Linked DNA regions of Homo sapiens: region 2 is linked to region 1. Evidence: chromatin loops called from intact Hi-C (ENCODE). Cell type or tissue: heart right ventricle. All regions are shown on one strand. Links, peaks and the distances in the headings refer to the core of each region. The heading gives the core; the rest is flanking DNA.

Evidence for each region. Hi-C counts contacts between places; a loop is a spot of excess contacts. Peaks named below come from ENCODE experiments on the same cell type or tissue, not always from the same donor. Only the 100,000 strongest peaks of a DNase experiment are listed, where the experiment ranks them.
Region 2: it touches region 1 in a loop (2.1-fold over the local background); 2 of 110 quality-filtered maps call a loop at or near these places.

Annotation. Positions count from the first base shown.
Region 1 is chr5:154,911,906-154,917,288 of GRCh38, reverse strand. GEMIN5 (gem nuclear organelle associated protein 5) reads left to right here. Exons shown (of 28, transcript NM_015465.5): 13 at 110-291; 14 at 4,251-4,390. Among named protein-coding and RNA genes, the nearest start is that of GEMIN5, 24 kb to the left of the region's middle. In heart right ventricle, for the core only: no CTCF peak of the experiment used is centred there; no DNase peak of the experiment used is centred there.
Region 2 is chr5:154,865,575-154,870,957 of GRCh38, reverse strand. It overlaps CNOT8 (CCR4-NOT transcription complex subunit 8), which reads right to left. Exons shown (of 7, transcript NM_001301073.2): 4 at 136-297. Among named protein-coding and RNA genes, the nearest start is that of CNOT8, 9.6 kb to the right of the region's middle. In heart right ventricle, for the core only: a CTCF peak has its summit at 2,091 (motif pointing right); a DNase peak (open chromatin) is centred at 2,047; H3K27ac peaks cover 446 bases.

The DNA.
Region 1 (5,383 bases), core at 115-5,114:
TTTTCCACCTCATCTTTCCTTGACTGACGGAATGAGGGAGCTACTATTTGCATTGTAACTTGTAATTTGATCATCCATCTTTCTTGTTTTGATGTGTTTCTTATTCCAGATCAATAGAAATATTTCAGATTCCCAACCTGAAACTGATCTGTACTATCCAACAGCATCACAAGCTTGTGAATACCATTAGCTGGCATCATGAGCATGGCAGCCAGCCAGAATTGAGCTATCTGATGGCCTCTGGCTCCAACAATGCAGTCATTTACGTGCACAACCTGAAGACTGTCATAGGTAACTTTGGTTTCTTTCATACTGGGGATGATATCGTTTGTTCAGCTACTTTCCATTCTAATCTTTGTTACTTTTTACTTTATTTTTGACATTATAATAAAATAAGTATTATTCTTACTACTTTTTCTGTTTCAAAAGTGATAGATTCATCTTATTTTAAAATTCTTTCAAACATGACAAAAATGGTAACAGAAAATGAAGTTGGCCAGGCACAGTTGCTCACACCTGTAATCCTGGCACTTTAGGAGGCCACAACGAGAAGATTATTTGTGGCCAGGATTTTGAGACCAGCCTGTTAAATAGTGAGGCTCCGTCTCTACAAAAAATTGAAAATAAAAAACAAATTTGCCGGGTTAGAGGTGCATGCCTTTAGTCCCAGCTACTTGGGAGGCTGAGCTGAGAGGATCATCTGATTCTAGGAGTTTGAGGCTGCAGTGAGCTATATTTGCACCACTGCACCCTAGCCTGGGTTACAGAGCACACCCTATCTCAAAAAAGAAAGAAAAAAAAATGAAGTTTTCCCCTAAAATTTCATCATTCAATAACCAGTGTTATTGGCTTGCTATATATTTTCTCTAGATTTTATAAAGTCATAGCCTACATATGTATACATGTTAGTATATATTAATAGGTTTGCACTTCTGTGTACTTGTGTGAAAGAATAATCTTCTGTTCCTAGCTAAAAATAAATTGCTATATATAATATATAGTGCTTGCAGTTTTTTTCTCTAAATTTACAATATTTATCATGGACATCTTTTTATGTCAGTACACAAGGATCTATCTTGCTGTTATTAACAAATATCTGTCAGCCAGGCGCAGTGGCTCATACCTGTAATCCTAGCACTTTGGGAGGCCATAGTGGAAGGATAGCTTGAGACCAGGAGTTTGAAACCAGCCTGGGCAATGTAGGGAGACCCCACCTATACAAAAAATAAAAATTAAAAAAAAAACAGTTACCTGTTCATTCCATTATATGGGCTTACCATAATGTATCCATTCCACAATTAAATGACATTCAAATTATTTATTTTTTTTTACAATTTAAGTAGTATTACAATAAACTGCCTTATACATAGATCTTCGTGAACATGAATGAATAATTTTTGTATAGAAAATTCTAGAAGTGGAATTGCTAGGTAAAAAGATGTAGTTTTTTATACTTACTGCTAAGCGGCTCTCCAAAAACATTATGCCATTTAATACTTCCGCCAGCAGTTTTTGAGTGTTACACACAAACAGAGGACACATACCTCATTCCCGTGTTTGATTGCATCTGATTCTCACAATCCTGTGAGGGTGATAGGTAACGTTATCCTCATTTTCCCAATGATTACACTGAGGCCCAGAAAGGTTAGCTAACTTATTCAAGCAAGTAGCATCGCTAATACATGATAGGGCCTAGATTCAACCTTAGAGTGTCTAATTGCAGTGTCTGTATGTGTTCTAGCAAGTACTATTCCATGCTTAATGAGTTAACTTTCATATGGGTATAATTTATTCCATAAGAAATCTTAAATTTCACTGAGGCCCCTTCGGCACCTGGAAAACCATAGTAGGTGGTCAGAAGAGCCAGTTTTAAATATGAGTGAAGTGGGATTACTTTTTTTCCTAATATGAAGAAATTATAATCTGACACTAAATTGTTTTCAGAGTGCTATAAAACATGTGCTCTCAGCCATAGTGAAAATAGTTACATTTTTCATTTCTCTAGAATTTACTTCAGTAGTTTTCTAAGAATCCTATGTGTAACAAGAAAAAATATTTTTGGTTCTAGTAGTGACTCCTGAGTTAAAAGCAATATGGAAAAAGTATTAAAATGTAGATGTGTTTTCCTAGTAATAAATAGTAGACAGTGTATAACTAATGAACATAAGTTAGAAAGCTGATTCTGGTCCTTATGATTATTATTGGGATTCTAAATTAATCATCCACTTTATATCATATCTACTAAATAATAGAGAAAGGAAGAAAACTGCCAGAATCCATTTTAATTTTTACCTTCTTATTTTGAAATATTTGAGACACAGAGGAAAGTTATAAGAATTGTACAAAGAAATCGCATATACTTTTTCCTATTAATAGATTCAACAATTTTTAATGTGTTGTCATATTGGCTTTATTCTGTGTGCGTGTATGTATGTAGTTTTTCCTACCAATTATCAGTTTGTTAGTTTAACTTAATATATAATAGTTTAATCTTTCCCTTAAAATATACACAACTATTATTTGTCAATTTAAACAAATAGTTTAGGCTACGTGTGGTGGCTCATGCCTATAATCCCAACACTTGAGGAGACCATGGCAGGAAGATCACTTGATTAGCTGGACATGATGGGTACCTATAGGCCCAGTTACTCACAGGCTGAGGTGGGAGGATCCCTTGAGCCCAGGAGTTGGAGGCTACAGTTAGCTATATGACTGTCACTGTACTCCACCCTTGGCCACAGGGTAAGACCTAGTCTCTTTAAAAAAAAAAAAAAAAAAAGTAAAATAGTGTAATCAGCCACCCATATTCTAGTTGTGTCAGTTGATCCAATGATGTTCTTAATAGTGATTTTTTTTTTCTCCAGTGCAGATTCCAATGCAGGATCACCTATTTGCATTTTGTTGTCATGTCTCTTTAGTCTCCTTTCATCTATAATAATTTCTCAGTCTTTTAAAAATTATTTATTTAGGCCGGGCGTGGTGGCTCACGCCTATAATCCCGGCACTTTGGGAGGCCAAGGTGGGCGGATCGCCTGAGGTCCGGAGTTCGAAACCAGCCTGGCCAACATGGTGAAACCCTGTCTCTACTAAAAATACAAAAATTAGCTGGGCTTGGTGGTGCATGCCTATAATCCCAGCTACTCAGGAGGCTGAGGCAGGAGAATGGTTTGAACCTGGGAGGCAGAGGTTGCATTGAGCCGAGATCGTGCCATTGCACTCCAGCCTGGGAGATGAGTGAAACTCCATCTCAAAAAAAAAAAAATTATGTGTGTATTTATTTATTTTTTAGAAACTGGGTCTCACTGTATTGTTCAGGGTGGAGTGTAGTGGTGCAGTTATAGCTCATGACAGTCTCCAATTCCTGGACTCAAGCCGTCCTCCCACCTCAGTCTCCTGAGTAGTTGGGACTACAGGCACATACCACCATGCCCAGCTAGGTTGGTTTTTGTTTTTTGTGTTTTCCTTTTTTTTTGAGACAGGGTCTCACTCTGTCACCCAGGCTGTAGTACAGTGGCACGATCTCAGCTCACTACAACCTCTGCCTCCCAGGCTCAAGCAGTCCACCCATCTCAGCCTCCTATGTAGCTGGGACTATAGGTGTGCACCAACACACCCGGTTAATTTTTGTATTTTTTTTTTAGAGTCAGGGTTTCCACAGGCCGGTCTTGAACTCCTGAACTCAAGCAATTTGCCCACCTTGGCCTCCCAAAGTGCTGGGATTATAGGCGTGAGCCGACACGCCTGGCCAAGCCAGACTTTTTAAAATCTTATGTGACACTTTTGAGGAAGATAGGGCACTCGTTTTGTAGATGCTTTCTCATTTTGCATTTGTCTGGTATTTTCTCATGACTATATTCAAATTATACATTTTAGCTAGAATATCCTATAAGTTATAATGAGACCTAACACTTCTTGTGGTAATCTATATGCTAAGCACTGTGGATGTGTCCACACTCTTAATAACTAACAATGTTGCCTGCTAAAAATCACCTAGACTTGGGAGGCTGAGGCAGGAGAATCGCTTGAACCCAGGAGGCGGAGGTTGCAGTGAGCCGAGATTGCGCCATTGCATTGCGCCATTGCACTCCAGCCTGAGCAACAAGAGCGAAACTCCATCTCAAAAAAAAAATAACCTAGAAAGTGTATGGCAAAATCTTGATTCTTGTCATGTGAATGCCTTCCTGGATGTACTTTGTTTTGTTTTTTGTTATTAGTAGTAGCAGCAGTGATGTCTTTCCTTTGCCTTTTAGAGAGCAGCCCTGAGTCTCCAGTGACCATTACAGAGCCCTACCGGACCCTCTCAGGGCATACGGCCAAGATTACCAGTGTGGCGTGGAGCCCACATCATGATGGAAGGCTGGTATCTGCTTCCTATGATGGTACAGCCCAGGTACTATTGTGTCCTTGTCCCTGTGGGTCCTTCACTGTGTACTCTAACAAATTCTTTCTTCTTTTCCCCCAGTTGTGAACAGGTTCCCCCTCCCCCATTATCATCATCTACTGAAGGAGATTTTCTGGGCTCTAGGAGGCATTTTAGTTTCATTCCACATAGGGCCTAGGCTAAGACTGGGTTTTTTTTTTTGTTACTTAGATGAAGGGGAAAGTATTGATAGGAGCTAGCTAACTCTAACATTTTTACAGATTTCATTCTGACTCACTATCAGTATGGTGGACTAATATGATATGCAAAGTACTCTCTTCTGTTCAGACACTGAAATGTTGGCTAAAAATCACAAAACAATTTTTTAATAATAAATTGGTAAGTCAGAAATCTCCAAGTTCTAAATAAATAAAGATGAAATGCCAAGCCAGATCTATGAGGGAGGACTTGTGGATATCAGAACTAGAGCTGGGGACTTAACATCTGTGATGTATCTCGCTTAGTGTTGAGTTGTAATTGAGATGTCTGCACAAAGCTGGGAGCCGCAAAGGGCTGCCTTCTGTGAAACTGAGTTCAGAATAATTCAAGAAATAGAAAGGAAATTGGCCAATTACTCAAGGAGTTGGAGACAAAAGATTCACCTATGAGAAATTAGAAGTCTAATTTCTGTGCTAGATGTGGGCTATTTTCTTCGTGATACCAGAATCTCAAGCCCAAAAGTTAACATACAGTATTGGTTCGAGACAGTGAAATCCATGGGACACCAGTAGAAGCTCATTCAAAATCATCCCCGTAGAAATGTCTATGCATCTCCAAGCACAGAAGTCTCTCACAGGAAATAGCACTCTTCTGAAATTGAACTTCTAAGAGAAAACTCTAAATCACCTGAGGAAATAAGAGGCCGCAGATTGTTTTTGTTTTTTGTTTTTTGTTTTTAATTAGAAAACATACTGCCCAAACAATAGAATAACCAGAAAATGTCTTTTCGGCCATGTGCTTTTG
Region 2 (5,383 bases), core at 144-5,143, 46 kb after region 1:
ACAAGCACCAATTCAACTTCTGGCTGCTGCTGCTGAACAGAACAGTCACTAGGACTGCAAAAATGACTAAGAATTCAATTCCCTGCTTCAGTGTAGCCCAAAGTGAGAGAGAAATACACATTCCCTAGGACTGACCTATGAAATGAAAGCCATTTGACATTGTCACAGAGAACCACTCCTGATGTCATAAGCAGCTCTGCAAAGTGCAGTGTGTCAATCCCTTCCTCTTCATGCTTCTGAAACTGTAGTCCTGAGTTAGCAAGGAGATCTATGGAATCCTGGGAGTACATGTCCTCTCTAAAAAACAAGGTGTTTATTTATTAACTGGTGAATAATGAAACAGAAGTAGTGGCCACACTATTACCACCACCTTATAATTATAGTACAAGTATTTTTGAAATGCTTTTCCTAACTTAATAGATCAATTCACTCTTTCCAACATTCAAACAAGCATGCAAAGTAGATCATATTTCTGTGACAGATAGAAAAATGAGATTTTCCTCCATAAACTAAATTTCCTAATTATAATAGGTATACATTTGCTCATTATTTAAAAAAAAAAAAAAACCAATAACACCAGGCACAGTGGTGCACGCCTGTAATCCCAGCACTCTGGAAGGCCAAGGCAGGAAGATCACTTCAGACCAGGAGTTCCAGACCAGCCTGGGTGACAGAGTGAGACTCCGTCTCAAAAAAAACAAAACAAACAAAAAAAAAACAACACACACACACACACACAAACAAAGATTAGCCAGGCATGGTGGTATGCACCTGTAGTTCTAACTACTCCGGAGGCTGAGGTGAGAGGATTGTTTGAGGCCAAGAACTGGAGGGGACTCACACCACTGCACTCTAGTCTAGGTGACAGAGCAAGATCCTGTCTCAAAAATAAAATAAGTAGGCCGGGCATGGTGGCTCACACCTGTAATACCAGCACTTTGGGAGGCTGAGACAGGCAGATCACTTGAGGCCCAGAGTTCAAACCAGCCTGGCCAACATGGTGAAACCCTGTCTCTACCAAAAATACAAAAATTAGGCCAGGCGTGGTGGCTCATGCCTGTAATCCCAGAAATTTGGGAGGCCAAGGTGGGCGGATCACGAGGTCAAGAGATCAAGACCATCCTGGCCAACGTGGTGAAACCCTCTCTCTACTAAAAACACAAAAATTAGCTGGGCGTGGTGGCGCACGCCTGTAATCCCAGCTACTTGGGAGCCTGAGGCAGCAGACTCACTTGAATCTGGGAGGCAGAGGTTGTAGTGAGCCAAGCTCGCGCCACTGCGCTCCAGCCTGATGACAGAGCGAGACTCCCTCTCAAAAAAAAAAAAAAAAACACAAAAAAACAAAAATTAGCCGGACGTGGTGGCATGCCCCTGAATCCCAGCTACTCAGGAAGTTGAGGCATGAGAATCACTTGAACCCAGGAGGCAAAGGCTGCAGTGAGCCAAGATGGCGCCACTGTACTCCAGCCTAGGAGACAGAACAAGACTCTGTCTCAAAAAAATAAATAAACTTAAAAAAAAAAAAAAAAAAACCAACAAGGCCGGGTGGGGTGGCTCACGCCTGTAATCCCAGCACTTTGGGAGGCTGAGGTGGGTGGATCACCTGAGGTCGGGAGTTCGAGACCAGCCTGACCAACATGGAGAAACCCCATCTCTACTAAAAATACAAAATTAGCAGGGCGTGGTGGCACATGCCTGTAATCCCAGCTACTCAGGATGCTGAGGTTGGAGAATCGCTTGAACCTGGGAGGCAGAGGTTGCAGTGAGCTGAGAAAGCGCCATCACACTCCAGCCTGGGCAACAGGAGCGAAACTCTATCTCAAAAAAAAAAAATAAACCAACAAAAAAATATTGAGGCACAGATGGTGGGCAGCCAGCTAAGATGACCTGACGCGCCTTCCAGCTGATTCAGGCTGCTTGCCTCAGACTCAGACACCGCCACCATGGCCAGTGAGTCTCAGGGGATCCAGCAGCTGCTGCAGGCTGAGAAATGTGCCACTGAGAAGGTATCCAAGGCCCATGAGCAAAAGACCCAGAGGCTGAAGTAGATCAAAGGAGCAGCTAAGGATGAAACTTAACAGTACCACCTGCAGAGGGAGGAAGTGGTCCAGGCCAAGGAAGCCACAGCCCTGGAATCCCAGTAGCTGCAGCACTCAAGTGGCGTAGGAAGCCCAGAAGAGGACCAGCCTCCAGACCTACTTCTGGCAGAACAAGGCTTGGATAGCCTCTTGGCCACCGTCTGTGACACTGAGCAGAAATCCATGAAAACTACAGCATAAATGGAAAGGAGTGGGAGAAAGAAGTGCCTGTTCCATGAACTGGCGTTTTAGATGCCCTCAGGGAACATAAAGCTTTGGCAAAGCTCAAGTTATATTCTTATGAAGTAAATAGGTCGGGTGCGGTGGCTCACAACTGTATGTAATCCCAGCACTTTGGGAGACCAGAGTGGGTGGATCACGAGGGTCAGGAGTTAAAGACAAGCCTGGCCAAGATGGTGAAACCCCGTCTTTACTAAAAATACAAAAGTTAGCCAGGCATGGTGGGCACCTGTAATCCCAGCTACTTAGGAGGCTGAGGCAGAGAATTGCTTGAACCTGGGAGGTGGAGGTTGCAGTGAGCCGAGATTGCACCACTGCACTCCTGCCTGGGTGACAAAGCAAGACATTACCTCAAAAAAAAAAAAAAAAAAGAAAAGAAAAGAAAAAGAAAAGGCAGTAAATAGGTGGGGCATGGTGGCTCATGCCTGTAATCCCAGCACTCTGGGAGGCCAAGGCGGGCGGATCACAAGGTCAGGAGTTCGAGACCAGCCTGGCCAACATGGTGAAACCCCGTCTCTACTAGAAAAATACAAAAATTATCCAGGCATGGTGGTGGGCGCCTGTAATCCCAGCTACTCGGGAGGCTGAGGCAGGAGAACTGCTTAAACCCGGGAGGCAGACGTTGCAGTGAGCTGAGATTGTGCCACTGCACTCCAGCCTGGGTGACAGAGCAAGACTCTGTTTCAAAAAAAAAGAAAAGGAAAGGAAGTAAATGATTTCTGTATATTACATAGCAGGTCCCTTCACTTCTTGGAGAGTAGCAAATCTAGCTTCTTTGTACAGACTTACAACTTAACTAAAGCTTTTATATTTTAAAAAAGACATTAAAAATTTTTTTTCTCTTTACCTCGTATTTCCTAGAAATGTAATGGGTATGTGTTGTCTGTTCTCCTATGTCTTTTAGCTCAAGCAACACATGTATTATTGTTGACTTTTTCTTTCTTATATCTAGTGAAAGGAAAAAAGTTCTTTGAAGAAAGAAAGAAATTAAGTTTTCTTTTTCCCTAATGCTTCCATGAAGGTCAGGGGCTTTATCTATGAAAAAGTAGCAAATAGTTATTTGTAACCCACGTGAAGCAACAGCCAGCCTTAAAGTAGTCTATTCCTGCTAATGGTTCAAACAATGAATACTAGTGTAATTGTTTGAGCTACTTGTAGTTTCTCTTAATCAAAATTACTAGATGACAGAATTAAATAACTTGTAACATGTTATTACTTGGTATACAGATGATTATCTAAAAGACTCTGTCATGAAAAAAACTGAAAAAATTAATGGTCGTATAATGCTACCCCACAGATCCAATACCTTTGTTTACAGATCTTTCCAGACTATTTTCTCTATCTACACATACACACCTACATCCCTTACATCTCTACATCACAGACCATCTTTACAAATCAATACTCATCCATTGTAACACTGTCATAATATTCCACTCTAAAGATATATCCATTAATTCAACCACAGGAATTATTTATAATACCATGTAATACAAAAGTAAGGAAATAAGCTAAACGACTCCTGTTCCACTAGACTTTCACTTGCTTTTCATATAAACTTGGGTTAGACAATAAGAAAACCACTGCAATCTTGATTTTTTTCCACTAAATTAAAACCAATGATGAATCACAAGTTTCTTTTCCACTTAAATAAACATTTTTTTTTTGTTTTGCTTATTATAACTAGGCTTCAATCCCAAGTAAACATTATTTTTTTTCTTTTTCTTGAGGCAGAGTCTCATTCTGTCACCTAGGCTGGAGTGCAGTGGCACAATCTCGACTCACTGCAGCCTCCACCTCACAGGTTCAAGTGATCCTCCCACCTCAGCCTCCTGAGTAGCTGGGATTACAGGCACCTGCCAGCATACCCAGCTAATTTTTTTATTTTTAGTAGAGATGGGGTTTCACCACATTGGCCAGGCTGGTCTTGAACTCCTGGCCTCAAGTGATCCAGTGATCCACCCACCTCGGCCTCCCAGAGTGCTGGAGTTACAGGCGTGAGCCACCACGCCCGGCTGCAAGTAAACATTATTTTAAACCCAAACATACCCAAACCACTCAGTGAAATAACTCATTTTTCTTCCTTGTATTATATTATTTTTATGGTACAAACTACAGGCTTTGACAATAAACTAAAAAATGCAGTTAAAGGAAAGATCCAGATGATCTCCCAAAATTACTTGAACCTCAAGGAAATTTCCAAAACATACGAACAACAATAAAAAAAATTACTCCTTCCAGGAACAATGGCTCCACCTGTAATCCCAACACTCTGGGAGGCCAAAGCGGGCTGATCACTTTCTACAAAAAATCAGCTGGGCATGGTGGCGTGCACCTGTAGTCCCAGCTACTTAGGGGGCTGACGTGGGAGGATCAGATAAGCCTGGGAGATTGAGGCTGCAGTAAGCCATGTTAGCACCACTGCACTCTAGCCTGGGTGACAAAGCGAGACCCTGTATTGACAGGAAAAAAAGATTACTCCTAAATCATGAAACACTCCCGATGCCCAGTTAAACAAAGCAGGATACAATAGGAAGTACACTAACATCATTTTATGCAATCAGCAAAATGACAGTCTCCCCGAAATTTTCTTTGAAAATTCCTGGGCATACATCCAAAAGAACTGAAGGCAAGACCTTGAAGAAATATTTGCACACCCATGTTCATAGCAGCAATATTCACAACAGTCAAGAGGTAGAAAAAACCCACGTGTCTATCAACAGATGAATAAACAAAATGCGGTATATACATACCATGGAATTTTCCACTGCCTAGGAGTGGAATTGCTAGGTCATATGGCAACTCTATGTTTAACCTTTTCAGGAACTGCAAAACTATTTTCCAGAATTTCCCCCAAAATTCTATATTCCCAGCAGCAATGTATGAGGGTTCCAATTTTCTCCACACCCTCAACAACACTTATTATGTCTTTTTGACTATAGCCATTCTAGTGGGTGTGAAGTGGTATCCCAATGTGGGTTTAATTTGCATTTCCCTCATGACTAATGATGTTGAGCATCTTTTCATGTGCTTACTGGCCATCTGTACATTATCTTTCAAGAAAA